Regions from separate parts of the Mus musculus genome. Here all the other regions are linked to region 2. A link is a loop called in an ENCODE intact Hi-C map of the cell type or tissue named here. Cell type or tissue: heart. All regions are shown on one strand. Region 1 overlaps Ajap1 (adherens junction associated protein 1). Region 2 has its middle 11 kb from the start of Gm31055. Region 3 has its middle 6.8 kb from the start of BC039966. Region 4 has its middle 64 kb from the start of Gm31055. Region 5 has its middle 15 kb from the start of BC039966. Region 6 has its middle 79 kb from the start of Gm31055. Region 7 has its middle 140 kb from the start of Ajap1.

What was found. Peaks named below come from ENCODE experiments on the same cell type or tissue, not always from the same donor. Only the 100,000 strongest peaks of a DNase experiment are listed, where the experiment ranks them.
Region 1: it touches region 2 in a loop (4-fold over the local background); 7 of 42 quality-filtered maps call a loop at or near these places.
Region 3: a loop joins it to region 2, with 10 times the contacts of the local background. A loop is called at or near these places in 3 of 42 quality-filtered maps.
Region 4: a loop joins it to region 2, with 4 times the contacts of the local background. A loop is called at or near these places in 2 of 42 quality-filtered maps.
Region 5: it touches region 2 in a loop (4-fold over the local background); 3 of 42 quality-filtered maps call a loop at or near these places.
Region 6: a loop joins it to region 2, with 5 times the contacts of the local background. A loop is called at or near these places in 2 of 42 quality-filtered maps.
Region 7: it touches region 2 in a loop (2.1-fold over the local background); 2 of 42 quality-filtered maps call a loop at or near these places.

The regions. Positions count from the first base shown.
Region 1 is chr4:153,375,744-153,379,743 of GRCm38, forward strand. All of the region lies in intron 5 of Ajap1 (adherens junction associated protein 1), which reads right to left. Among named protein-coding and RNA genes, the nearest start is that of Ajap1, 110 kb to the right of the region's middle. In heart, a CTCF peak has its summit at 2,448 (motif pointing left); no DNase peak of the experiment used is centred here.
Region 2 is chr4:153,173,729-153,177,728 of GRCm38, forward strand. No RefSeq gene overlaps it. Among named protein-coding and RNA genes, the nearest start is that of Gm31055, 11 kb to the left of the region's middle. In heart, a CTCF peak has its summit at 2,083 (motif pointing right); no DNase peak of the experiment used is centred here; H3K27ac peaks cover 200 bases.
Region 3 is chr4:153,941,706-153,945,705 of GRCm38, forward strand. No RefSeq gene overlaps it. Among named protein-coding and RNA genes, the nearest start is that of BC039966, 6.8 kb to the right of the region's middle. In heart, a CTCF peak has its summit at 1,761 (motif pointing left); no DNase peak of the experiment used is centred here; H3K27me3 peaks cover 1,602 bases.
Region 4 is chr4:153,227,008-153,231,007 of GRCm38, forward strand. No RefSeq gene overlaps it. Among named protein-coding and RNA genes, the nearest start is that of Gm31055, 64 kb to the left of the region's middle. In heart, a CTCF peak has its summit at 2,471; no DNase peak of the experiment used is centred here; H3K27me3 peaks cover 591 bases.
Region 5 is chr4:153,933,251-153,937,250 of GRCm38, forward strand. No RefSeq gene overlaps it. Among named protein-coding and RNA genes, the nearest start is that of BC039966, 15 kb to the right of the region's middle. In heart, no CTCF peak of the experiment used is centred here; no DNase peak of the experiment used is centred here.
Region 6 is chr4:153,242,586-153,246,585 of GRCm38, forward strand. No RefSeq gene overlaps it. Among named protein-coding and RNA genes, the nearest start is that of Gm31055, 79 kb to the left of the region's middle. In heart, no CTCF peak of the experiment used is centred here; no DNase peak of the experiment used is centred here.
Region 7 is chr4:153,342,712-153,346,711 of GRCm38, forward strand. No RefSeq gene overlaps it. Among named protein-coding and RNA genes, the nearest start is that of Ajap1, 140 kb to the right of the region's middle. In heart, no CTCF peak of the experiment used is centred here; no DNase peak of the experiment used is centred here.

The DNA.
Region 1 (4,000 bases), 200 kb after region 2:
AAACTGGAAGATCCGTCACAGAGAGTTTCGAACCTTCTAGGGACATACAGCCCTGGAAGCAAGCTGGCCTGGGAGCTGGGTGAAGAGTCCCCATAGCTGCAGGAAGCATGGGTATGGGACTCAACTCTCCCAGGAGACTCCGGTGGGATACCCTTTCTCCTGACTCAACAGTGGTAGACTTTGAGCACTGACCTTTCCAGGAGACACATGAAGGTTTCATCCTGGATTTGTGGGTGGGGCTGTGAGGACCCCTGTTTGCTCCAAGAGCCCCACACTTGTCTCTCCAGTGAGGCGGAGAAGAGGACTGAGGTGCTAGCCCCTTCCCTATGGTCCCAGAATGGACAACAGAAGCCCCTTGTACAACCCTCTGTCTAGCCTGCCATCTCCAAGAGGTGCCTATTGGGCTACTCTATGAGGCCTAAGTTGAAGCATCCACAATGCTTCTGTGGGGTTATCGATCTACTGCAGACCTCAGTCAACCTTTCGAAAAGAATGGGGACCTCGGGTCATGTCAGCACACAGCTCCTGTTGGTGGAATATTCCCTGAGCTATATCTCCATATTCAGGGATCAATAGGAAAAGGGTTTCAAACAGAGAAGTAATTTAAGACAGCAAGAGCCATCTTGGGTGCGCATTTTCATTTGAACTTTGTGGAAATTTAAAAAAAAAAAGTACTCTGCGAATCCACTCATGTGGGGGACCCAGGTTGTGCATTTAAACAGGCAGATGGTGGGGGTGGCTAGAGTGTGCGTTTGTACAGTCAGTAGGGATGCCAAGGCCAGGGGGGCTGCTAGTATCCAGTGGGAAGTTTTCCTGGGAACAGTCTGACACAAGTAATGCTGCTGATACAGTTAACACTGAAGAAGGGTTAAGAGTAAGGTCTCAGTGGCTGAAGGACCTGCTGTGTGAGCGTGAAGACACAAGCTTGGATCCACAGAGCCACATACAAGATGGGCACTGCAGTGTGGGTCTATAATCCCTGTGCTGGGGAGACAGAGGCAGGAGGATCCCTGGGTCCCCAGTAAGGATACTGGCCTGCCAGCCTAGCAGAATTGGTGTGCTCGGGTCAGTGAGGGTCTCTGTCTCAAAAAAATATGGTAGCAATTGACAGAGGAAGACATCCAACATTGACCTCTGGCCTCCACAAGCATACAACCACAGAAACACATAGCTACTAACAACACACTACACATGCACATAAACACCACACCACACACACATACAGAGAGAGAGAGAAAGACAGACAGACAGACAGAGACAGACAGAGAGACAGAAAGAGAGACAGAGACACACAGAGAGACAGCAAAGTTAATTGATATTTTTATTAGGTCTATTTTTCTACAATTATATACTCGTTTTAAACAGGTTCACTAAAGGCTGGCCTGGTAGCCTAGGTTGGTATAATCAGGGTGACTTAGGTCTCCCTCTTCTCTCTGTCTCTCTGCCTCTGTCTCTGTCTCCCCCTCCCCCCTTTTTTGAGACAGTGTTTCTCTATCCAGCCTAGTCTGGGCAGAAGCTGTACATTATTGTTATTGTTGCAATATTGTTATTGCAACACGCCTGGCCTGCTGCAGCGTCCTGAGTGCTGGGAACCGAGGCAAGCTCTGCCAAACCTGCCTCTAAAGTTGGCTGTAAATCATAGGGAGGCTTCACCTTCAGGAGAGAGGCTCCCAAGGAGGAGGCTGACCCTTGATCCTGAACTTAAACAAAGCAAGGCTGAAGGGACAGCCCTACCCACTCCCTACCAGCCTTCTAGATACTTCTATGTTCTCCATGCTGGCTCCTCCCACCTACCTTCCCTCCACCGTGTCCCTCCCTCTCTCCTCTATGCAGACATACCCTCAATTTCTATCTGTCTTGCTTCCCGGGTGTAAGAGAGTTTCCTGGAATTTTCAGCCAGGCATGCATAGCATTTCCCTGGCAACAGGACCCTCCCTGAGTACAGGTCTGCGATGGGGGTCACCTCAGGCTGGATGGTAGAGCCCGGTGACAGGGGCCATCCTTTGTTAAGTGATTATATGGAACCACACAGAAAAGGAACTCTCCTCCAAGCCCACAGGGCAGGGTCACTGGGAGACCAAGACAGTGGTGAGATGGCCATTGTAACAGCAGCACTGGCTTTCTGCAGAGAGTAGAGGAGATTCCAGACAATGTCAGGGCATCATCCCAGCCTCAGGTCAGGGAGGGAGGAGAGATGAGAAACCTGCCCTGAGCTCTCAGCCCTGCTGTTCTCTAGTTCTGGCTTACAGTGGAGGGGTGGGGTCTCTGGCTGCAGAGGCTCAGTGCAGGAGCCTCTTGGCCCTGAGTTGGAGAAAGACCACAGGCCCAGGGGAAGGATGCAGGATGTGGGTCTGGACCCCACAGGAAACAGGCAGGGAAGGACAGGGTAGGTGGGAACTGCAGAGCAAGCGATCTTGCAGATAAATTCCGGGATAAATTCTGCCCCCTGCTGCCCGGAAGGAGACTGAGCTGCAGGCTTCCTGGGCTCACCGGCTTGAGCATCTGCTCTTAAAAACAAAGACAAGAGGCAGGCCTTGTCCCTGGTACCACAGCTCCTGACCAGCCTGAAAGAACACCTGTGCCCCGTGTTCCTTCTGTGCTGGATGACAGAAAGCACAGCTTCTAGAAGGTTCTCCGTGTTACTTTGAAAGAGATATTCCTTTAAGTTATGAGAGCTTTGCACTCTATGAACATGGTGTTTGTATGTGCACATGTGTACATGTTCCTGTGCACAAGTGCTTGTGCACATGCATGCAGATGCCAGGGGTCGATGTTGGGTGCTTTTCTCAATCCCTGTCCACCGTGAGACAGGGTCTCTCAGTGAACCCATAGCTCACAGAACGGCTGGATCTGGCTCTCTATATGGGTGCTAGGGATCTAGAAGCACTCCACCGAGCCATCTCCCCAGACCCAGGGATGTGATTTGTTTTGTTTTCTTTTGTTTGGGGGAAGGTTTAGGCGCTTGCCTTTTCTTTTCTTTTCTTTTCTTTTCTTTTCTTTTCTTTTCTTTTCTTTTCTTTTTTATCAGTTTGTGCTTCAATTTGTTCCTGAGAATATTAGTAATGATTCATCTCTTGTGTGCTCCAGACTGGGGAGTCTCAATGTTTTCCGAGGTGCTGCTCAGAATGAAGTGGCTTTGATGAATAGGAAGAACCTACGTGTAATTCAGTTTCCTGAAGTTCAGCCATCCCAGGGGTGGCGGAACTGACAGGAAATGAGGCACGAGCCAATGGCAGGCAAGCCTCTGAGTAGAAATCATCTTCGTGTGGCTACCTGCGGTCACCGTGAGGTGGTATGAGATAAGGACTCTCCGAAGTGAGAGCTTGCCTGTCAGGATACCTGGGTTTCCCCAGGAGTCTGTCTGCAGGGAAAAGACTTGGTCATGGTTAGCCCTCCGCCCACCCCCCCCTTGTACAGACACAGTCCTGTGAAGGGGTAAGGATGTGTTGGGGTAAGAAACTGCTACACAGAGGCCAGCAAGATGACTCAGAAGGCAAAAGAGCTTGCTTCAAAAGCCTGAGGTCCTAAGTCTAATTCCCAGAACACACAGTGGAAGGAGCACACAGACACACAGACACACACACACACACACACACACACACACACACACACACAGAGAGAGAGAGAGAGAGAGAGAGAGAGAGAGGGAGGGAGAGAGAGAGAGAGCATGCACTGACACATACACACAAACATACACAGACAGGGAGACACACTCACATAGACACTATCCTGGCACACACACACACACACACACACACATTAAAATTCTTTTAGACAAATTGCTCCATCACCTATAAAAAGCTATCTGAAAGTCCTAAAGGCTCTTCGAGAGATAAATATCCCTATTGACTATTAAACCTTAATTAAACGTGTTTCTATTAATTGCTGTTTATTTAAGGGACAATAAGCACCCGTGTAAACCCGAGAGATCTCTCTGGTACGTCTCTGCTTGTTGCTCATGCCCAGGCGTTAATTATAAGAATCAAGGGATGCTTGGACT
Region 2 (4,000 bases):
ACTGGGTCTTCCCACACAAATTAACTTAATTAAGGTAACCACATTCCTCCTGGCAATTAGCCACACCACGTTGATGTACCCACAGACTAACCTGATGTAAATAATCCCTCACTGAGACTCTCTTCCCAGGCCATCCTAGACTGTGTCACGCTCACGGTTAAAGCTTACCAGCACAGCCATGTTTCCTGCAGTCGCAGCTTCCCTCTGCCTCTGCCTCTGCCTCTGCCTCTGCCTCTGCCTCTGCCTCTGCCTCTGCCTCTGCCTCTGCCTCTGCCTCTGCCTCTGCCTCTGCCTCTGCCTCTGCCTCTGCCTCTGCCTCTGCCTTCCAAGCCTTTTACTTTTGTCCCATGTAGATCTGTGTCTGTGGTTCATCCTTTTCTATGGCTGCATAGTTATCCACAGTGTGGTCACCTCACTATACATGCATTCTCCATGGATGGTCATCCAACATATTTTTTATTTTTTTGCTAGCACCAAGTGTTGCTGGAGCGATCCTTATGTGCCTTCAGACGAAGCATTTCCAGAATACTCCTTTCTAGATCTACTTCAAGCTCACCCTCCAGCAGATGTCCTATGTCTCTGCTCTAACTTGCATATTAAATGTCCCTACAATGTCCTGTGTTGATGGTTCTGTCACCAGCCTGTTCACTGTCCAGCAGGGGTGACATTTTAGGGGTGTTGGGAAGAAAGAAAGAAAGAAAGAAAGAAAGAAAGAAAGAAAGAAAGAAAGAAAGAAAGAAAGAAAGAAAGAAAGAAAGGAAGGAAGGAAGGAAGGAAGGAAGGAAGGAAGGAAGGAAGGAAGGTCACTAGGAGTCTGCCCTTGAAGGAAAATTTGGGCTCCAATTTTTCCTGTCTCTAGCTTGGCCTCTCAGTCTCCACAATCCTCTGCACATGCTCTGGCCAGGACGCTCTGGCTCCCAAAACGTCAGATCCAAGCAACAGAGTGAGGTCTATGAAACCGTGAGTCCAGGTATCCCTTCCTCCTAGAAGCTGACAGCCTCAGGCATTTTGTCACAACAATGCAAAGCTCCTAACACAGCCTCCATCATCCTGTGTCTTATTCACACCCCAACCTGTCCTGGGATGTCAGCACAGAACACCAGATTCCAGCAGCAGCCATTCATTCAGTGCCCTGAATACACTCCAGCCAGGATTTTGCACCGGGAAGGCTTACATAGACGCTTCACTTTGATCCCCAGAGTACACTCACAAGCTTGAGAAGGAAGACGGTCTCCAAAGCACTCAGGCCTCTTGGGTAGGCTACTTGAGGTCATGCAGCTTCCCTTTTCTCCCCAGCGCCAACGCTGGTTATGGGAACGGACTTGTTTAGCAATTACCTGCCCCCAGCATCTTCAAGTGTCTTCATCAATTCCACACTCCTCCTCGGGGAGCGACTCCCAGCTCTCAAGCGCTTCCTCTCGCTGGCTGTTGGCTCTTGCAAAAAGCGTTCTCCACCCACTTCTTTTACAACCTCATCATCGAACTTTATGACAGAGAGAATGAGGCTCACACGTGACCACGATCCCACAAGAGAAGCTCTCCTACCCTGGCCTTCCGGGAGACACATGTGTTCCTTCTTAGGAACGTAGCAAGCAGCTTGTACTCTGAAGATCCAACACTCCAGCTATAACTCAGGGACGTCTGTCAGATTTATTGACTGGCTGGGGAGACAAACGAGGCAACGGGTTTCTGCTCCAAATCATTTTAAGCTTAGGAAAGTGACACGCAATTTTATAAGTGCTCGGGAGAGTCTCGCGACTTCCAAAGATGGAGAAAGAAAGTTATCAATGTGCCTTTGGCGTCCTTATTGATGCGTTTAGATATTGACTTCGCTGCTGTAAGCAAAAGATGAGGATTAATACCCATACGAGAAGCACCTCGTTCTTAAGTCTCTCAGAGACACCCAGACAGGTTCTTGTGTTCCGGGACACTGCCCTTCTAACGCATCCTAACCAGTCTCCAATCACATCAGCGGGAAGAAAGGATAACAACTTAGAGCAGTTGATACCTGTCCCCGGAGGCCACTCTATGTGAACCCTGAGTGATGCCTTGGCTTTGACGCAGGCTGCTGCCCTGACCACCAGGAGGCGCTCTGCTGCTCTGGAGAGCCAGTGAGATCCTCCATCCAGGAGTATCCCGTTCCCGCAGCCCAGGCTCAGCCCTCGCTCTCCACGCCCACATTCTTTAGCTCCACTGACTCTGAGGGAGACTCCCCAGCCAGAGTCCAAGGTCAGCTGAGAAACACCAACCCTCAGTTGCTGTAGCTTCAAAGCAGAACACAGAAGCTTCCGTCCCGGGAGTGGCCGGCCTGTCTGCTGTGGTCCCTCATGAGCCTACTCTCTAGAGCCGTGACTGATAGCCATGGGGGAGCCTCCTGCATGCCAGGGGCCCTCAGGAGTCCACCGCCCAAACTCAGCAAGCTCTCAGCTTCCCAACCTCTTCAGCCTGGGGTAGGGCGTGGAAAACCTGGGCATTGTCCTCCCTCTCTTTTAAATCATACACGACGAGGTAGCCATAAAACGTAGATTTCTTTAAACAAACAAACAAACAAACAAAAATGAAGGTTTTTTTTTTTTAATTTATACTTTCATTTGCCCCTGAAAATATCCTACTCAATGGTACATAATAGAGGTTCAATGTGCCATCTTATTTTATTTTTTAAACACTCAAGGATTATTTGAAGTCCCATTTTTTAAAGATTTATTTATTTATTTAATGTATATGAGTACACTGTAGCTGTAGAGATGGTTGTGAGCCATCATGTGGTTGCTGGGAATTGATTTCAGGACTTCTGCTCCCTCCAGTCCTGCTTGCTCCGGGCCCCGCTCACTCAGGCCCAAAGATTTATTTAATATTGTAAATATGTAAGTACACTGTAGCTGTCTTCAGACACACTAGAAGAGGGCGCCAGATCTCATTTTGGATGGCTGTGAGCCACCATGTGGTTGCTGGGATTTGAACTCAGGACCTTCAGAAGAGCAGTCAGTCAGTTCTCTTAACCTCTGAGCCATCTCTTCAGCCCTGAAGTCCTAATTCTTTACATCTGTTTGTTTGTTTGTTTGTTTGTTTGTTTGTTTATGTTTGTGTGTGTAGGTATGTGCAGGTATGTGTGGTGTGTGTGTGTATATAGGTATGTGCAGGGGTGTATGTGTGTGTGGGTGTGTGGGTGTGTGTCCAGATGTGTGTGTGTGCACATGTGTGTGTGCAAGTGTGTGTGCAATGGTACATGTGTGGTATTCAGATTATTGTGTTTCCTCTACATCCACTGTGTTGATTTCCTTTTCTGGACATGAAACCCAGGTCTTCAGGGTTAGCTGCAGGACCTCCACTGCCCGAGTCTGCTTGCCAGCCCAGTGTGTCCTTTTGATTGAAATATGTTTTCCCTCATCTTTGATGACTTGGCTCAGGACTGGTATGGAATTATAAACAAGCATCCCTGTGTTCATCTGAGTGTTGAGGTGAGGTCCCCACTGTGCATGTCTTCCTGTCCTGGATGCCCTGCAGGACCCCATCAGAAACTGGATCGAAGATTTTCAGCCCAATGTGACAGTATCGTTTCAGGTTGTTATGCCCCAAGGATGGCTGTGAATCCCTGGGCAAATTCCCTCACCCTCAGATCTCAATTTTCTCATTTTTATGCTGGGTACAGCAACTATGTGGATACCCCTCCACTAAGGACAGAGGCTTGTCTTAATAATGGCCTCCTCATCCTTCGTGAAAATCTCATTAATGTGTGTGTGTGTGTGTGTGTGCCCCTCCATAGAGGCCCCCTACAGCTCCGCCCAGCCTAACCTGATTGGAGAGCTCTGACATCCGTCAAAGCTGGGCGTAGCTGTCAACTAGGAAGCCTGCTTTACAATGGAGTGTTGAATATCTTGTGGAAGAGAAAGCATCCCCATGTCCCTGTGAGGTTGGAAAGTCATACAGCAGGCTGTCCTCCGCAGAGGACCATCTGTGCTCACCTTGTAAAGCTGTGAAGTGGTTTGGAAGTGGCAGGTGT
Region 3 (4,000 bases), 770 kb after region 2:
CCTGTATATATGTATGTGTGAACCAGCACTCTGCATGGGGCTGGGGAGATGAAGCTGTAGACATGTGCCCTGGCCTAAGTGACTTAAGTGCCAACCAGCATGATGGCTTAGGTTTGTTTCACACCTACACCTCCATTCTTATGGACTGGGTTCTCCCAGAAGTCTCTGGTAACATATGTTCTATTAGGCATAGGACAGCCATGTCACATCATGTTTGCACTGGCAGTTGGGCCCCAGCCAGCTGCCCTGACTCATAGGCAGCAGCCAGCCTGGGCAAGGGCAGGATCAAAGATGCTCTCCCGTTCTGTTCTCTGCTTTGGTTCTGCTCACAGTCTCATGGCTGACTCTTCTGCAACACCCCCTTCCCTACCCAGCATGGACTCATCGTAGGAGAAGCGAGCCTATGCCAGCTTACCCTTCTCCTATAAACTGGTGCCCATTATGCCCATACTACTGGCTGTATCCCACAGTCAACCCGTATGTCACACTCCACCTGTTTCTGTACCTGGTTAAGGGAAGACCTGAGACAAAGGTACTGAGGTGTGTACCAAAGCACACCTGGATACAATGCACGTGTGCCAGAGCACAAGTGTGCAGTAACGATCTATACCACGTAAGTGTGGGTCTCTCTAGACAGCGCACCAGAGGCTCTGAAAAAAAAAAACGAAAGCTCATTCCAGGCTCCTTAAACAGGTGGCAAGGTCCAGGCTGATAAAAAGGAGTCCTCTGGCAGGCTTGGGTGGGACATGGATTACTTCTGATAAGAGGCATGGCCAAGAGGCAGAGGGGAAGAAGGCTGGAGACCAGAGGAGGAAGAGAAGATTTTGAAGAGAACAGTTTTTAGGAAGATAGGAAGGACTACCCCAACAGAAGGCACATGCAGACATGTGCCTCCACACTCCCAGGGCTCAGCCAAGGCTTGTGTGACTCTAAGCCTCGGTTTCCTCATGTAGACCAGCGCACCCTTGAGCGCTTCCCCAATATTTAACGGATCTCAAGAGATAAAAGGTGTATCCTAGAAAGTACGTGGGAATGGGGGCTCCAGAGAAGCGGATGCCAGAGGACCCAGCTGGGATCCTGAATCTTTGTGGTCTCCTAGGGACCGGGGCCCAATGTGATACAGATGAGCGTGTTGCCTAGAGGGCTCAGTGAAGGGGCTGGGCTTCTTCTGTGTGCAGGACAGTGCTGCTACCAGAGAAGGGGAAGGCTTAGTCAAGAGACATGAGAATAGGCCACCCAGGGATGAGCGGCACCGGAAGGTAGTTCCCCAGCAAAACCATGGCGCCAGAAGCCCAAGGCACACCAGCCTGACATGTGCCCTGAGAGCACAACTGAAGATGGTTTCTGGAACAGTAGGCAGCAGTCTGGCCCTGGGCTTTGTGGGCGTAGCTTGTGAACGCGGGGGGGGGGGGGGGGCTTATGGGCGGGCCTTGTGAGCCGGGTACCCGTCCTGCAGGCTTCTGCATTGCCTCTTCATGCTAATACAGGTTTGATGTTCCCTCTCTCTGGATCTTTCAGGAACCCCAACGTGCGAGACTCATTTTCTATAGGTGTTTCTACTCCTATCTCAATCCTTCTCAGAAGATTCTGGAAGCCATTGGGAAGGCAACTGCTTTCTCTGTGCTTCACCTGATGCCCGTGCCACTTCCTCGTGGGCATCCTGAGAAGCTGGGTCTCAGAGGTTGTCACTAGAGTGGATGGGAGGTGGAAGATCTGCAGCAGCCTGCCTGTTCTCCTGTCTCATCCTGCCCCCTGGTGTTGGTGACCAGAGACACAGGCTTCAGTGGGTCCAAAGCACTTTGTGACCTATTTGCAGGTGATCTTGGGTGAGGTCCCCTCTTCCATGTGCTTCATGGTGTCACAAAAGATAGACTGCACGTACCATAGGACACTGTCATGGTGATATACAGAACAAGCTCTGACCTATGCCATACGAAATCCAAACACATAGACATATCCCTGTCCCTATCGAGATAGAACCAAGTCATGGGATGGCCACAACCTCATTGGGCATCTGCTTCTTTAAACTGCAGCTGCTGCTGTCCCAGACCTCCCAGGCACTGTGCTCAGAAGTCTAATGGCTGTCTGAGCCTGCAAGGTGGGGGCATCATGCAACTTCTAAGACAGCCTGCCCTGCTTTCCTGCTCTCTCAGGAGACCCTGGTACCTAGTAGTTTATCCTCTACTCTGTATCTCCAGCTGCAGCCTGCAAGTGTGATAACATGGGCGGGGGGGTGCACACACGATGACATGGGGAGGGGAGAGAGAGAGAGAGAGATCACTAAGGATAAAGACCCAGGTGGAACAGCTGGGTATTCTGGGCCTGGACCAGGGGAGCTTGGTATGGACCCTGCAGTCTCTGTGTCAGGAGTCCCTCCTGCTGAGACAGTTGCTGCGAAGTCTAAAGCAGCATTTGCTAGAACATCCCTCCCAACCACCTTGCAAGAGTTCAAGCAAAAAACAGCTTCTGCTGTGGTGCCCAGCCTGTGGGTACCCACAGAGACCACAGGCACGAGGGCTGCTGTGTGCAGAAGAGCAACAACACCCCCCACCCCTGGAGAGAACTCCCCTGACATGCCTCGAGTTGGAACACACGATGCTCACAGAAGCCACAGCTGGGTGGGTTCATCGCTTAACAGGGAAGGTTGGTCATCCGCTCACCCCGAGGTCATGCCAGGGCTGTGGGAGAGAAGCACAACTGGGGTTCCAGTGATCATAGAGAGGGAGAGGCTGGCTTTCCATCTCTGAGAGAGGGCAGAGTCCATTAGCAAGTGTGGTGCCCCCTGGGGCCTGATTTAGGCTCTGTGCCAACATTCAAAGGACATTATCTGTGTGTCGCTCTGTTGGAAGGTTGCTTCCCCTTAGCAAAAGAGTCAAAAGATTTTTTAGAGAATTTAAAAAGTATCCAGAAGAACATTTCTCTCTCACTGAGAGAAAGGCAGGGTGCCTGTTTCCCTCAGAGGAAAATGTTCTAAAAAAAAAATAAAAAAATAAATTAAAAAAAATAACTTTGTCATCAGGGTCATGCAGGGGGTGTTAGTTCCAGAGAATTTCAACAGAGGTTGCAAAAAAGGAGAGAGAAGAAAGTGCCAGGCAGCATCTGAGAGGGGGAATTAGAGACTCAGCAGGCTGTGTTCTCATCTCTTTCCCCTCCCCCTCCCCTCAGTGTGTGCTGTGCTCTAGAGGACTGGGTAAGGTGAAGAACTCCACCGTTATCCCAGATGATACCCTGCATTTGTCCTCGGCCTCCACAGAGTATCACCCCCTGAGATGCTCCAACAGGATCCACACTCTTTGTCTGGGATGTTGGGTCACCCTGGATAGACTGATGTTATTCGTTAGGGTGGCAAGAGCCACACCAGATGCAGAATTGGCCAGCTCAGGAGGGCACTTTGGGCCATGAATACCAATAAAATGGGGAGGCTGTGACAGCCGCTTGTAACCACCAATCAGATCTTCCCATGTAACTTAATAAGAACTCCAGACATGAGTCTGACCCCTAGCTGTCGTGTCACACCTCTGTCAGGAGAATGACCCCTGGGAGACAGCCCAGAACGTTCTGCTCTGGGTCTTTTCCTGAAGCCCACCCTCACTCCTATCCCCACCCCAACATGGTCTTACCCTATGTCCTTTCCTTCCTAAGAAACCATCTGAGACCGTAAAACTGTCAGGTTTTGACAAGTCTCTCTGCGAACGTGGAACCCGGGGGTGATCTTGGGGACGCTGCATGTTGACTGGTTTCAAAAGTCCTGTGTGCAGTCTAGGCTGTGGCTTTATCTTTGCAGAGAGCCTGAACCTTTGTATGAGAGGGACAGAGATCGAGAAAGACTCCATTTCTTCAACATCTGAGTCGGGTCCCATCCTACCTTTTGGGATACTTAATGGTATAATCCCCCAAATGAAAAATCAATAGATGGAAATCCCCCCCCCCGTTTTTTTTTTTTTTTTTTTTTTTTTTTTGCTTCTAAATTCAGGCCAGCTGAATTAGTCTGAGAATGTCC
Region 4 (4,000 bases), 53 kb after region 2:
TGGCTGTAATGAGTGCATATTAAGCCTTCCTTCAGAGCCTACAGAACATTTGATTCATAAACAAATTACTCTGAGCCTGTAATGCAGGGGAAGGAAATAGCAGCTAATTTAACCAGTGAATCAATGGAGACAGCTCCCTACGTCTCATGCATTTCCGAGTACAATGGAGAAAATGAAAGTAATAAGAAGTGTAAAGGCTAATGAGCTAGGCCCCGACCATGCCCTAGAGCCAGGACTCCAGGCCCAGCCCCTGTCCTAGAGCTAGGACTCCAGGCCCAGCTGTGGAAAGGACCCAGATGTAGCTGTCTCTTGTGAAACTATGCCAGGGCCTAGCAAACACAGAAGTGGATGCTCACAGTCAGCTAATGGATGGATCACAGGGCTCCCAATGGAGGAGCTAGAGAAAGTACCCAAGGAGCTAAAGGGATCTGCAACCCTATAGGTGGAACAACATTATGAACTAATCAGTACCCTGGAGCTCTTGACTCTAGCTGCATATGTATCAAAAGATGGCCTAGTCGGCCATCACTGGAAAGAGAGGCCCATTGGACATGCAAACTTTATATGCCCCAGTACAGGGGAACGCCAGGGCCAAAAAGGGGGAGTGGGTGGGTAGGGGAGTGGGGGTGGGTGGGTATGGGGGACTTTTGGTATAGCATTGGAAATGTAAATGAGCTAAATACCTAATAAAAATGGAAAAAAAAAAAAGAATACTGGGTGAGCCAGTCAAGACAGAATTCGATTGTTCTGGAAGGTGGTGGGCAGAAGAATCAAACACTGGAGGAGGACAGGGTGAGTAGAGTTGCTTCTAAGACCTCAGGACTGACAGACACTCAGCAGTGGACTCTGCCCTCTTTCCTTTAAGCAACCGTACTGGCTTCCTGCACTGGCTCCCCACAATGGTGCACTGTGAGCTGTGAGATACACACTTGCTTCCCCATGTTAGCGTTGGTGAATGTGGCGATCACAGCATCAGAAACCAAGCTAGGACAGACATCCTTAACAGGGCAGGGTGTCATTTTGACGGTCCTGACCGTGTTGACTTTCGGGAGGAATGTGGAGGAGGCCTTTGGAACTTAGAGCTGGAAAAAGCCGGTGAATGATCAGGGCTCATCGTCTGTTATCAGGAGCTGGGAAGATAAGAATGTTTGAGAGAAAGGCAGATGTTGGGAACCTGGAAAGGTTGATTCTGATATCAGGGAAGCACCGGCAGCAACCGGGGAAATCAGTTAGGTGGTGATAGAGGAGGCAGGAGAGCCAACGGGGAGCTGCCTTCCTTCTGCTGCTCCGTTTTATCTGTCTGCTAGCAGAAGGTGTCACCTGTTGTTGGGGTGGGACTTCCCACATAGAAAGGCAATCAGCACAGTCCCTCAGCTGAAGCTCCAGACTCAGTTGATTCTAACTCCTGCCAAGTTGACATTAAAACCAACCACGGCAGGTGTCTTTACATTCGTAATGATTAGCTTCAAATGTCAACTTGAGGGAATCTAGAATGGCCTGGGAGAGGACCCGTCTTAATGGTGTGTGGGCCAACTCCTGAAAGTGAGGATTCTGGACTGGTTAAGACGGGGAGAGCCAGCTGCACACTTCATTTGCTGCTCTCTGCGGAGTACAGATACAATGGGACCAGCCAGCTTCTGCTCCTGCCAACAGGGCTTCCCTCCTTCCTTCTCCATTAGGTTGCTCTATCAGGGTACTGGGACCACAGCAATGGTATAGTAACTAAGACACGGCTGAACGGGGAACCTAGGCAGCCTGACCAGATCCAGGGTGGACTGGCAGACCTGTGTCCTATGGAGAGCTTGGACTGTTAGCAGTCAGGCAGAAGTGTGGACAGGCCATCCTTCGCTGCCTCTGTGGGCCTCTAGGAAAGGAAGGCATTCTTCCGAGCCTAGGGAATCATTTCTTGAAAATGACTGAAGCACCCACTGGGTGGGGGAGGGGCTTGTAAATCTCAGGCAGCCGCAGCATCTAGAATTAGGAGCAGCCTCAGTTGGGTGCCACTTGGATGGCTACTTGCTTCTGTTTTCCAGCTGTAAAATGAGCTGGTGGAGGGATTAAATTGTACAGGGCCAGGCCTGGTACACAGCAAGCCCTCTCCTCTACCGCTGTGGCCGTCTCCTCGTGAATTCTGAACAGAGATGCTACATGCTACTTCAGGCTCATCCTGCCCCTCCCCACCCCCCACCCCCAATCTTGTGTGCTGCTTCACACTGCTCTCTCAATGATTCTTCTTCCTATAAATTAGATGTTCCTGGGATTTTGAAAAAAACAAAAAACACATAAAACAAAAACAATACCTTTGAATCTCAATGTCTATTACAACTTCTCAGGACACTTCAAGTGATTTGGGCCTCCCCTCCCCCCTCCACCCACGGCCTGCATTTTAGTTCTTACTTTGCTAACCTGCCAAGGCTTGCTTTGAACTTTTGCTCTTCCTGATGAACCTCAGCCCCCCTAGTGGCTGGAATTACAGCTGGTGCCACCAGGCCTGGCCACAGAAAGTTTAAAAGAGCCGTTTCCAAGAATATTTCCTGTTATACGCGCGTCTCCCAAAATGAAACAAGGGGAAAGAAAGGTCCCCTCCTCATACACCTGCCTGTCCCTCAGAGGGAAGACATCACTTAGCAGGATGCGGTTTCTTGAAGCCCGACAGAGCCTTTTCTGCTCACGCTGATCTTAACTTGAGGTGTTAATCTCTCGAACAGTCAATGCCCACCAAAGCCATCCTGAGCCAGTGGTTTCTGCGTTTCTTCTGAGCCCAAGAAGAATAGGTGGACATAAACAGAGGAAGAACAGGCCATGGATTGAGTGTAGTTTGTCAAGAAAAAGTAAGAGAGGACCCTGGAGCATGGAAGGGGCTCCCAAGGGAGAAATATGACTGTCCTGTCTACCCGGGAGCTTTCATAGGGCTTACGGCGTGGAGCTGGACGGAGATAAGGTCATCTTTACAGAGTTTGTTTGTTTGTTTGTTTGTTTGTTTGTTTGTTTTAATAAAAGAAGGCATTTGGGGGTTTGCAAACGGTTCTAGAGGAAGAGTCTATGACCAGCATGGCAGGGGGCAGGCATGGCTTGGCGTGGAGCAGCCCCTGGAAGCTCGAATTCACAGGTAGCTGGCAGGAAAAGCTGATGGCTGTCTTTAAGCTCATCTGGTGTTAGGACAGAGGAATCCCCAGGTCCTGTTCGTGCTCCAGAAGCCCAGAGGGAGATAAGTTATTTATCTATTGTTCAAGGTAGGAGCCACATGCTCTGTGGGTAAGTCCTGATCTATATGGGCCCCTCCCTTACTACTGAGACTTCTGCTCAAATGAGGAGCAAGCTGGGGAGATCCAAGATTCATTTCCTTTGTGTCTGTCTGTACTCACCTTCCCAATCCGGCCCCAATACCAACCGAGAAGCATCACTATGTTGCTTTTGCTGGTGAGTTCCATCAAGCCTGAGTCACCTGACACAGAGAGAGAGAGAGAGAGAGAGAGAGAGAGAGAGAGAGAGAGAGAGAGAGAGAGAGAGAGAAGAGGAGAGGAGAGAGAGAGGAGAGAGAAGAGAGAGGAGAGAGAGAGAGAGAGAGAGAGTCTGACAATTGTATGCAAATATGTACATGCCAAAAATAGCTTTCACAATTCCGAAGGGCACGCCAGAACATTCCATCACATTTGCTCAACCTCTAAATCAAAATTTTATGATGCCAACCCATTTGCTCAGTCACCAGTCTGGTGGTTTTTATGGGCTCCATTTTTTTCCTAAGGGACAGAGGGAGGTGAGGTGGGCGTCATTAGCCTGCGTTTCGGAGGGTAAACACGGAGAGCCAAAATAAGATGCACAAACACTTTAAAGGTAAGCACGCTCACTGGAAGCCATCAAACAGGAAAGAATAAAGAACAGACACTCTTCATCAATGTCAACCACGTGCAGATGGCTGACTCCAGGGACGGGCTTGCTGGTTTTGCAGTTATAGTTCAGCAAGGAGGTATCTGTGGGAGTGTGGGTGGAGGGAACTCCT
Region 5 (4,000 bases), 760 kb after region 2:
CCTGTGACCTCCTCCATCTCACTGAGAGACAGTGAAGCAGAAAGAAACCTCTGGGGCAGCCACCTATCTGGCTTGCTTCCTGTTACTGTGATGAACACTGTGACCAAAGCAACCTTGGAGGAAACTTTTAGCTTTTACTTCTAGGTCATAGTTTATCACAGAGGGAATCCAAGACAGGAATTCAGGAACCTGGAGTCAAGAACTGAAGTAGAGGTCATGGAGGGGTGCTGCTTATTGGCTTGCTCAGTGGGTCCTAAGCAGGACCCCAGGACCACCTACCCAGGGGTGGCAGTGGTCACTGCCTATAGTGACCTGAGCCCTCCCATATCAATCGTTAACGAAGCAAATGCCCTAGAGGCTTGTCCATAGGCCAATCCAATGGAGGATGTCCCCAGCTGAAGTTCTCTCCTCCCAGGTGACCCTGACTTGTGTCAAGTTGACAAAAACTAAATGAAACTAAACTAACCAGCACACCCAGCATGCAGCACATGCCTGTTGTCCCAGCAATCGGGAGACTGAGGGGGAAGGATCCTAAGTTTGAGGTCAGCAAGAGCTACCTAGCAAGACCCTGCCTCAAACAAAGAACAACAAAGTCCTTCAGCCTTGGCCCTAGCAACCTCCAGAACTGTCAGAAGCATTTCATTTCATTAAACTACCAGTCCACGGCATCGCTATAGCAACTCGAGGTTGATTACAAGGAACCTCGCTGTCCTCCATACGTCATTCCACAAATATTTATAGACATCCGTGTGTCCGTGATGAGAGACACAGACTTGCTCCCAGCCACTGTCAACCTTCCCACCTGGTACCCGGGAGTGGTGGATGGGATATGGTCCGTCTACACTGTGACCACCCAAGCAACTGTATTTCTCAGCATGGGATGCAAAGGTAGGAAGGATACTAGGGGGCTAGGGAAATGGCTCAGTGAGTAAGACATAGTGCAACTGTGATGACCTGAGTTCAAATTCCCCAGAACCCACATAAGCAATGTCCATCTCATTTAAATCTTCGGGCCATTCCCACTCCATTAAAAAAAAAAAAGGATCCATTTGTGGGAGTTGTGGAACATTTAACATTTTAAAGGATTTGGAAAGTGAATGTACCCATATGGTCAAGACCCAGAGGAATTGATGAGACAGGACTTATTATTGCCCATCAGAAGTTGCAGGACTCCACTCCAGACAGAGGCCATGGCTAATATGCTGATGTACTCGGTCAATGAAAGGTTTTAGTGATTTTGTTTTTATATGTATGTGTATGTGTGAAGATATGTGTGTGAGAGACTGTGTGTGTGTCTCCGTGTGACTGTATGTGTGTAACTGTGTGTGTGTGTGTGTGTGTGTGTGTGTATACATATAGAGGCCAAAGGTCAACCTTAGGCAGTGATCTTCGGATGATACCCACATTGTTTCCTAAGACAGGTTTCACACTGATCTGTAGAAGTGGGAACTTAAGGGTTCTTTGGAAAGCCGGTTGGATGGTGTTTTGCTGGGGAAACACATAGAAGAAACATTTTGTTAAAGTGGACACGGGTGTGAAAGGCTAAGGTAGACTCGTGAAGGAACATTTTGCTGAAGCAGACACAGGAGAGAGGATGTTCTGCTAAGGCAAGCATGTGAAAGAACACGTGATGAAGGATTCTTTGCTAACAACACATATGTATTGGTCTGCCTTACATTGAGTAGTTGAGCTGCATTTTTCAGGACTCTGTGGACTCAGGCTGATTGGATGCACGTGCTGAGGCAAGGCACATGGAGGAAGAGCCTTCATTAAAAATAAGGTTTAAAATAAATTAAAGTTACAATCTGTCACTTGCCAAGTAGGCTAGACTGGCTTGCCAGCAAGTCTCAGACATCCTCTTGTCTCCTCCCCAGCTCTGGGCTTAAAGACACACATCCTGGCTGTTTTTTCTCATGGGTCTCTAGGATTCAAACCTGGGTCCTTAAATTTTCAGAACAAGTACCTCATGGTTGCACTGTCTCCCAAACCCTCAACACAGCTTTGAGACACCTTCCTGCCATGATCTGGCCTGTAGCCTTCCCAAAAGAAGAGGCAGGGCTGGGTACCCTCTTTAAGGCCGTTGGAACATTGTGGCACAGTGTCACCCCCAAACCTTCACTGCTGAGCCAGTCAGTGCGAACCAGTAAGCACCTGGCAGGTGGGGCACAGGTGATAACCTTACAACTTGCCTCTGTCACCAGATAAACTAAAAAAAAAAGAGTGTGTCTCTCGAGGTAAACCCAACCGCCATTTCCCTTGTTCTTCCTGCTCGCATAGAATGGCTTCCTGGGGCATGGAAGAGCATCGGCTGCCCTGCACCACAGCTCAGAAGGAATGGTAGCAGCAAGAGACATGGATGGCTTTGAGGCCCTATTTGGAAAGGAAAGAAATTGTCCCTGCAAAGGCAGCTGATGCTGTGGGTTAGGATTAAATGGCAGGAGGGGCCGGCCTCCTCTGCTGGCCTGCCTGGTACACAAAGGCTTTCTCCGTACCAAGTAAGAGACCCACGTGAGCCATGAAAGCCACAAATAGCACTGTAGAAGCTGAGCCCTTTGTAGCTGGTGAATGTCTGGATAGGGGTCCAGAGGTGGGCGGGAAACAGCAGAGAACCTTGCTGGGCAGATAAGGAACGCTCCGCACCGAGTTCTCCAATCCCACTCAGAAAAGCTTCTGCCTCCTTAGTGAGCTGGGTGTGCTGATCCCTCATCCCACCAGCAGCCCGTTTCCAAGCTCTTCCTCTCAGCTCTCTTGCCACCACACTTTAGATGTTTGTAGCAAAGGTTTTAAAGAGAATTCCGCCCGGAAGCAGCTCAAGCGGTCCATAAGAAACGTGCTCCGTGGGTCTTCGCAAGCACCTCCAAGTGTTGATTTCCATTCCACACGAGTGCTTATCCCAGAAAAGGAAGTTGAGTGCCAACTCCCCACCCACAACGACAGCAGTGACGCCATCCAGATGTTTCCTCTATGACCTTCTCATGAGAGTTGTGCACGATCTGCCTAGGAGGAAAAATCCGAACCCTTCTTTCTGAGAACAGGTTCTGTTACTTGTAGGAGCCCCCTTCTGAATGCCCACACCACTCCTCACCTCACCTCCATACCTCCGCATCCTGTGTGACCTGCCCTGGTTAGTCCCAAAGAGCAGATAGCCCCCAATGTGAGGAAAGAAAGACCGAGTCTATGGAACCCCACTATGTGGCCACCCCTGTTACCAGCACGCACAGACAGCTCTATAAGGTAGCAGGTATGGTGGTCTGAGAGGCTGAGTTTAGGCATCCCAGGGAGCACCCACTTCCTGTGGGCAGTGGTGATTTCATGAGGGTGGAACTGATTCTGCCCTCAGCTCCTTGGCAGATCTAACCAATCAGGTTCCAGCTATTTCCTGGCAATGAGGATTGGCTCGTAGCAGGGCCTGGTACCCAATCAGAGCACAAGAATATGGCAAACCAGCCCAGAGAGGTTGGGATCTGGCAGCCAGACCTGAGATCCTGAAACACCACTGAAGCCTAGCTACATGAGGTAGCTAGGCTTCGATCCTTTCCTTAGCTTGAGCCAGTTTGAGTTGTTTCGCGTTTTCACCCGGAATTCAAAGAGCACTGTTCTCATCTCACCCCACGGTCGATATGGAAATTGACGCTCAAAGGGATTAAGTAATGCGGTCAAGCTCAGCCGGTTGTTGAGCTGCAGAGCTGAACTTAAATTTTTAAGTCAGATCTGGGTCTGGAGCGAGCACTACATTCCATCCAATCATGCGATGGGCCGCCGAAGGGAAAAACAAAAGCAAAAACAGAGTGTATTAAACCCTCACATATCGCTTTTAGATTCCTTGTTGGGAACACTTAAATTTTACTGGGAGACTTTATTATCTCTTCTTTGTACATACACAGAAAAGGCAAACAGACCAAAATGATTGATCTGCTGTCTCTAAACGTCCTCACTGCCAGAGCTGAGCTCTCCTGAGCCACCTTCTGGCTCAGCACGGATGTCTGTGGTTTTCCACAAA
Region 6 (4,000 bases), 69 kb after region 2:
TCCCATTCAGAATGAAGAATGAAGGCTCTCAGTCTCCTTAAAACATCCTTGATACATTCCCCTCCTCCTGACACCCAGGACTTTTCTCTGATCTCCTCTTGCAAAAATCAGAATAAATAAATAAATAAGTAAATAATAAAATTAAATTAAAATTAAAAAGGACCCTGGCAAATTGGCAAATTAAAACCGTGGCTTTAACACATATTGTAAATATGTTCCTCACTTTCCCAGCAGATGGCCCTGGGTGTCATGCTTGAACATTTGATAGGGAAAGGGCTTCTTGGGGCTTCCAATACCAGGGGACTAACATTTGTAAATGTTGTCTGCGTGCCTGAACAGCAAGTACCCCCCCCACACACACACACACCAATTTGCAGGTTACAGGTTGTTGAATTCTCCTACATCCTTAGGAAGAAATTTGCTTGCTTTATCCATTATTGAGAGATGGAATGCAAAATCTCCCAGCGGGATGGGGGGGGGGTTCATCAGTCTCTCCCATAACTCTATAAGACAATACTTTACATATTTTGAGACAATTCTATTAGGCGAATACAGATTGGAATTGTGTCTTCCTTGGAAATTGACCCATAAATCATACCACACCGACATTCCCTGCTAATGACTCCCTTTGTTGTTGGTTTTTTTTTTTTTTTTTTTTGTATTGCAGCCTATTTTTGCCTGATATTAGCACACCGATCCTGCAATAAGTGGTTAATTACATGGCCTACTTTCTCCCATCCCTTTATGTCTAGATGTGTCTATCCTTCTTCCAAGTACAGCTGAGTTCCTTGTGTAGTGGGAGGTTGCACAGTTTTCCCTCAGGTATTGCCAAGTGTGTGTAGAGCCTGGTTGAGCCATCTTGCCATCCCGTGTCAGATGTACTAATGGCATGGCTTCATTTTCAAGATTTGAAAGTTTGTATTAGTCAGCTCATCCCATTTCTCAGTACATCTACCTGTAAAGATAACAGCAGATAAAGATACCTGTAAAGATAAGCAGAGAGCATCATGGGAACTAAACAAGTGACCATTTGCAGAGCCAGCAAATATCACAAGCATCGAATCTTGCTTTCTCAAATGCAAACGCTAACAAGATCAATCTTGCTCAGCTGCCCACATCATGGAGGCACAAGCTAGGGGTGGAGCCTCGGAGGTCCTCCCTTAAGGGGTGGGGCCTCGGAAGTCCTCCTTTAGGGGTGGAGCCTCAGAGCCCCTACCTTAAGGGGTGGATCCTCGGAGGTCCCCCCTCATCTGTGCTAGGGTTCCGTGGCCTGAATGTGGTCCAGTGCTGGTATTGTGAGTTCACAATTCTGTCAATTCCAGAGACAGCCTGTCACAGCTCTCCTCAGCTTTCCTCCCCATCCTCCAGCTTTTTCTCCCCTTTGTAATTCTATGAGGTCTGTTATGGGTTGTCAATTGAAGTCTACTTTCCAGCTTACCACCTTTTTCAGTTAGATCCAATTTGCTTTTTAATTTTTTTCTTTTGGCTCCTTTTTTCTATTATTATTATTATTAATTATTTCCTTAAGAATTTTACACACTGTGTTTTGGTTATATTTCCCCTCTCCCCAGACTCCTCCCAGATCCATCTCTTCCCTACTCACCCAATTCTGTGTCCTCCATTTTAAAAACCCATCAAGTGCAGTTGGTGCTGCCTGTATGTATGGTATTGGATGTGTGACCTTCCCCAGGAGCATGACAAACCCACCCTGGGCTTCATGCTTAAAGAAAACCAACTTTCCCTCTTCCAACAGCTATGAACTGCTAGTAGCTGCTCAGCTAGGAGGTGGAATTTTGTAGCCACTTCCCCTCTCCAAGCTGAGATTTGGTCTTGCTTGAACTTGGCCAGGTCTTGTTGATGTTACTTTAATAGATGTAAATTCATATGCACAATGGCTTTATTGTGTCCCAGAAGATGCAACATTGTTTCTTTGTGGTTACTTATCCACCTGGACTTTCAAAATGATCCTCGGGCCTTGGGAAGGTGGGATGTATCTTCCTTGGAAGATACACTGTCTAAGGCTGAGCATTCTGCATCTCTTATTCTCTGTATCTTGACCAGTTGTGGATCTACTGCAAAACAAAACAAAACAAACAAACAGACCATTCTGACGTGGGTTTGAATAATGTATTAATCTATGGGTACAAGATAAGAATGTATGGGCCAGTTTGTTACTATGTAAATTCAGTAGAGAGCAGAATTAGGCTCTCCCCTAAGGCCTACCACAAGTCTAGTCATGGGTTCTTGGTGGTATCAGGTATGGGTTTTATCTTGTAGATCAGGATTTGAATCCAACCAAAAGGTGGCTGATTATTCCCACCGCAGCAAGCCACCTTTACACCAGTGGGCGTGTCTTGCCAGGCCAGTTATCAAGGTGTGTAGGCCTCATGGCTGGGTTCGATTGTGCGTACTTTCCTTCCCCAGTACTGTGTATGGCAACTCCATTTCTGCCTTTTAGCATGTGCCGGGGCCTTTTACAATAAATACACTTCTCAGCTCAGAACGTTCCGTTTGGCTTTTTGCTGGAGTCTGTCTGTTGCTCCATCCTTTTCCTGCAGTTCTGTCTTCGACTTTGTAAGTGTTCCTCGCCGGACTTTCCTGTTCTCACTGCGATCAGTCTACTGTTCAGTCTCTTGGGAGAGGAAGTTAGAAACTGTTGCTCCTGCTGACTCTAGCTCCTGGCAGCTCATTCTGACCATGATTGTGAATTCCAGGGGCAGAGGGGAGTGGCCTTTGCTGTAGGCGCTCACATGGAGAATACTGTCCTTCAAATAGGGTGTCCAAGCGTTTCTGTCCATGATACTGGGGAAGGGGCCCCCTCTGCACTCCCAGTTCTAACCTCTAGCCGCAGGGTTGTTTCCCCTTCTCCAGTGAGGTGCTGCTTCTGAAGGTTGTTTTGTTAACTTTTGCAGTTCAGAGCTCAGTAGGGGAGGGGCCTGACTAGCATTCTGAGTTCTCTTTCTAGGGCTGCTTAAAGTTCCCCACACAAGCCCAGTGAAGCAATCAGAAATTATGTTTTATGCAAGAACCAATTGTTCCATAGCAGGAAGCCTCCCTAGGGGATCCCTCCACTCGTGGCTGTCATCATCCTTTACCGAGCATTCAGGAAAAACGCAATCATGGGCTCCATGCCAGTGATAGAGAGAGACGGTGAACGAACGCCACCTCCGGAAGCTGTGTGCTGCTTCTCTCGGCTCATGGCGTCTTTCTCAACACCTATCAAACATCCCCACAGCCACCTGAAAGGCATCCTGGGAGTTCACATCCATGCAATGTGACCAGCCAAAGGAGAGAGTGGCTTTCGACTTACTCCCTGATTCCCTCATTGTAGAACGGTACAACAAAGGTTTTCTTCAGACCCCTTTACTGAATGCAGGAAAGCTCAGTTGACGTCCCCAAGACCGAAAGAAAGTAAACCAAAGTACGTCACTCCACCACCCCTGCCACACCGTAGACCTCACACTGTGGTAGTTAGTACTGGAGAGAGTTGAGTGAGTTGAGCATTATCCAACCTTCTTGACACTCAGTCTATGTCCCTGCGATGTCTGTAAGCTGAGCATAACCACTGGGGGTGGGGGGGGGGTGGGGAGCTCTGTGCGAGACAGACGCTCTTGAGCCTGTCTCCCAGGGAACATCTTCTGTGAAGAGTCTTCTGGCCCCTTACCTGTGTTGAGGTCTCGACCTGGGATAAGAAGTGCTAATGCCTTTGTATGCACCCAAATCAGTAGTGGATGTGTTAAGGCACAAATCACCACCATAAAAATCCACGGAGGGCCTCCCAGTCAATACACCAGTGGAAGATCTAAAAAAAAAAAATCTCCCAACCGAACATGTTCCTGGGTGCATCTGGCCAGATTCCAACTGAGGGAAGCCCTCCAGGCAAGCAAGTGTAGAAATAGCTTACAACCTAGGAGCCCCCTAATTTGAGGTACACAATTTTTTCCAACACAGCAGGATATGGCCCCACTCTAGAAGCCTCTTTTCTTATTACTTCATCATC
Region 7 (4,000 bases), 170 kb after region 2:
AACCCTCTATAATGACCCTGAGAAGGTGTTCCCCAGAAGACTTCACCTCAGGGGATAATTAATTACCTCTTATTAATCACAGCTAATCCTTCAGCCCCACCTGACCAGCACAAATTGTCCCAGTAAAGCAAAGATGATCATACCAGTGGTGCTTGTCTCTTGCTAATCAAATTCTTTGGCCACAGCTGACCAGAAACCATAGACTCTTAATTCAATATATCACTCAAACAGCTCTGGTAGAACCTTTGAGAGCATCAGAATTTCCCTCTAAAACATCACACTCCACTCCCCCATCCTCTGCCTTGATCACAGCATTATAACGTTCCAACTTCCCACAGAAGAGCTGTTTAAGCTCTGAGCACTCAATGGCTTCTCCACCCCAAGTTCCAAAATCCTTCCACCAGAACACAGAAGTGGTCCTAACTTCTGTTTTAGTTTGTTTCTCTGTTGTGATAAAACACTGACCCAAATAAACCTGGGGGAAAGAGGGTTTGTTTGGCTTACAAATTACATACAGCCCATCACCACAGGAAGCCAGGGCAGAACTCAAGGCAGGAGCCAGGAGGCAGGAACTGGAGTAGAAGCTGCAGAGGGATGCTGCTTACTGACTTGCTCCCTGGCTTCCTCCGTGTTCCACGGCTGGGAAGAGACACCGTGATCTTGGCAACTCTTATAGAGGGAAACATTTAATCTGGGCTTCCTTATAGTTTCAGAGGTTTAGTCCACAGTAGAAAGCCTGGCAACACATGGGGCGGACGTGGTAGCTGAGAGTTCTACATCCAGGTGTGAAGGCAGAAGGAAGAGCTAGCCACTGAGACAGGAGTGGGCTTGGAGACCTCAAAGACACATTTTTTTTGTATTGGTTATTTTATTTATTTACATTTCAAATGTTATCTCAGTTCCCAGTTTCCCCTCTGCAAACCTCCTCTTGCATCCCCCTTACTTCTATGAAGGTGTTCACCCACCCACCCACCCACCCATTCCTGCCTCACCGCCCTAGCATTCCCCTCCCTACACTGGGGCATCGCGCCTCCGCAGGACCAAGGGCCTTCCCTCCAATTGATGCCAGATAAGGCCATCCTCTGCTTCATATGCAGATGGAACCATGAGTCCCTCCATGTGTACTCTTTGGTTGGTGGTTTAGTCCCCGGGACTTCTCCATCAACCCCAAATGAAGGATGGGGGCCACCAACCCATCTCAAAAAATTTAACCCAGAGTTGCTCTTGTCTAAAGGAAATGCAAGGACAAAGAGAGGAGCAGAGACTGAAGGAAAGGCCCTCCAGAGACTGCCCTACCTCAGGATACATCATATATGCAGCCACTAAACCCAGACACTGTTGCTGATGCCAAGAAGTGCTTGCTGACAGGAGTCTGGTATAGCTGTCTCATGAGAGGCTCTGCCAGAGCCTGACCAATATAGAAACAGATGCTCACAGCCAAACATCGGACTGAGTACAGGGACCCCAATGGCAGAGTTAGGACAAAGACTGAAGGAGCTGAAGGGGTTTGCAACCCCATAGGAAGAACAACAAAGACACATTCTTCCAAGGCCATATCTACTGCAAAGAGACCACACCTCCTAATCCTTTCAAATAGGGCTACACCCTGGACTAAACATTCAAATGCAGGTACCTATGGAAGCCAATCCTATTCAAACCACCACACATCCTGTGGCTTGCTCAGCTACTTCTCCTATACAGCCCAAGACCACCCACCCAGTGGAGGTACTGCCATGGCATTCTACTGTGCCATGCCACACCAACTGGAAATCAAAGGAATATCCCATGAACTTGGACACAGGCCAGACCAATGGAGGTGACTCCTTGGTTGAGCTTCCTTCTATCTGTGTGTCCCAGGTTTGTGTCAATTTGGCAAAGGCTAGCAGCCAACATACCCTGCAAGCCACTGTGATGGTGCCAGGAATAAGATGAGTGGACACTCTTCAGAATCCAGAGTGGAGGGCGCATGAACACAAGAATGCTTTATTGGACATGAAAATGACACAGAGAGACCTCTATAGCTCCCTGTGACAGCCACAGTAGCAGCAAGGCCATATATGCCCTTTACCCTCTTTTTATGTTCTTTAATATGTATATACATACATACATACACACATATGTGTGTATATATTTATGTATATATGTGTATTTTAATGTGCGAATATATATTACTTTAATTTTTATATTTTAATGTGTGTGTACATGCATGTGTGCATGTGTGTATGTGTGCATGTGCATGTGTGTATGTGAGTGTATGCATGTGCATGTGTATATGTGAGTGTGTGTATGTGTGTCTATGTGCATGCATGTGCATATGTGTGTATGTGGTGTGTAAGTGCTGTGTGTGCGTGGAGGTGGTGGTATGTGTGTGCTGTGTCTGTGTGCTGTGGTATGTGTGTGTGTGTGTGTGTGTGTGTGTGTGTATGTGTGTGTGTGTGTGTGCCACATCAGCGCAGTACCTGCAGAGGCCAGAAGAGGGCATCAGATCCCTGGAGCTGGAGTTTCATGTGATTGTGAGTTACCCAGCATGGGTGCTGTGTACTGAACTTTGGTCCCTAGGAAGTGCAGCAAGCAGTCTAACTTGTGATTCATCTCTCCAGCTTCTTAACCTGCCTTTGTTTGGAACAATTTCATTCCGCCATCTTTATCTACAGCTCAGCCCCTTCACTCCAAGTTTGTTGTTTTTCTGGGGCTCACTGTATGAACATTTCAATTCACTGTGGCCTGTCTTCAATATTGTGACAATTTCTGTTTAATTTAGAGACTCTACAGTAATAAATTGTATTTGTTCCTAGGGTTCTTTATGCTAATGTCATATTTTACTTTGATATTTGCTGAAATTCCACAGAAGAACATATTTTTATTTTTCTTTCGTTTCTCCTGTTTTATTTTGATTGATTGAATTTTTGGGTAGGGGACAGGACTTACTCTTTTTAGGGTGGGGCAGGGCTTACTCTTTGTTGGGTAGAAGGCGGGGTTACGCTTCTTGGGTGGGGGCAGGGCTTACTCTGTAGCCCTGAACTTGTAATCCTCCAGCCTGTACTTTCTGGCTTCTCGGAATTAGATATGTGAAGGATTCTTCCTGTTCTTATAGTTTTATTTAACTGTTAAATTATCTTTTGAAAAATGAATATGAAAGCAATTACATTAATTGACAGCTTTCCAATGTTGAATGCATTGCAGTCTCCTCTTGCAAAAGAAGTACGGACATGTCCTTAGGTTTTCCTGACCAATCGTGCTCAATTCTGTTTAATTTTCCAGACATTTAGCATGCCTGTGTTTTTGCATAATGTGTTTTTCTGAGTACTAAACTTTATTTTTAAGAGCCTTCTATTTTTTATTTTTATTTTTTAAAAATGGGCTTTTACATGGTAACCCAGGTAGAACTCCTGCAATCCTCCTGCCTCAACCTCTTGTGTGCTTAGATTAGACTTCAGCCACCACACCTTGCTTCTTAAATATAATGTTAAGGCTGTCGCCTCTATATCTTATCTCTTGAGTGAGTTTTAAAGAGACATTTATAGAAGTCTTAGTTGTGTTTTCCTGTATGAAAACTATTTTCATCTAATTCTCTTTATGTCTTTCTTTCCAGCGTTCGGGTGCTGGACAGTGATCTGTCTTCATGTGGTTTCCTGTGTTTGCCCTGATGGTACTTATTAAGCTTCTTAGAATCACACACCAGAGTTTTATCAAATTGTGGACATTATATCTATTGCTTAAATACATGTCTTGGCCTTTATGAGTCTGTTTGGCTCTTTAAATTGCAGGCAGGTCACACTAGCGAGTGTGCCCTGCAGACCTCTAAAGTGCTATGCTGCTTACAGCCCCGCATTGGGCAGTTTGTCTTTGTGTGTCTCCGAACCCGCTGACCCATTTGTCTTTTGTATTTAATCTGCTCATTTTCCGGAGGTTTCACTTGGCTTCAAGACAGTCTGTGAGTTTCACCGAGTGAGTATGGGGGTCTCCTATTTTATTTACTATTTCCACATTCTCCCTGAGG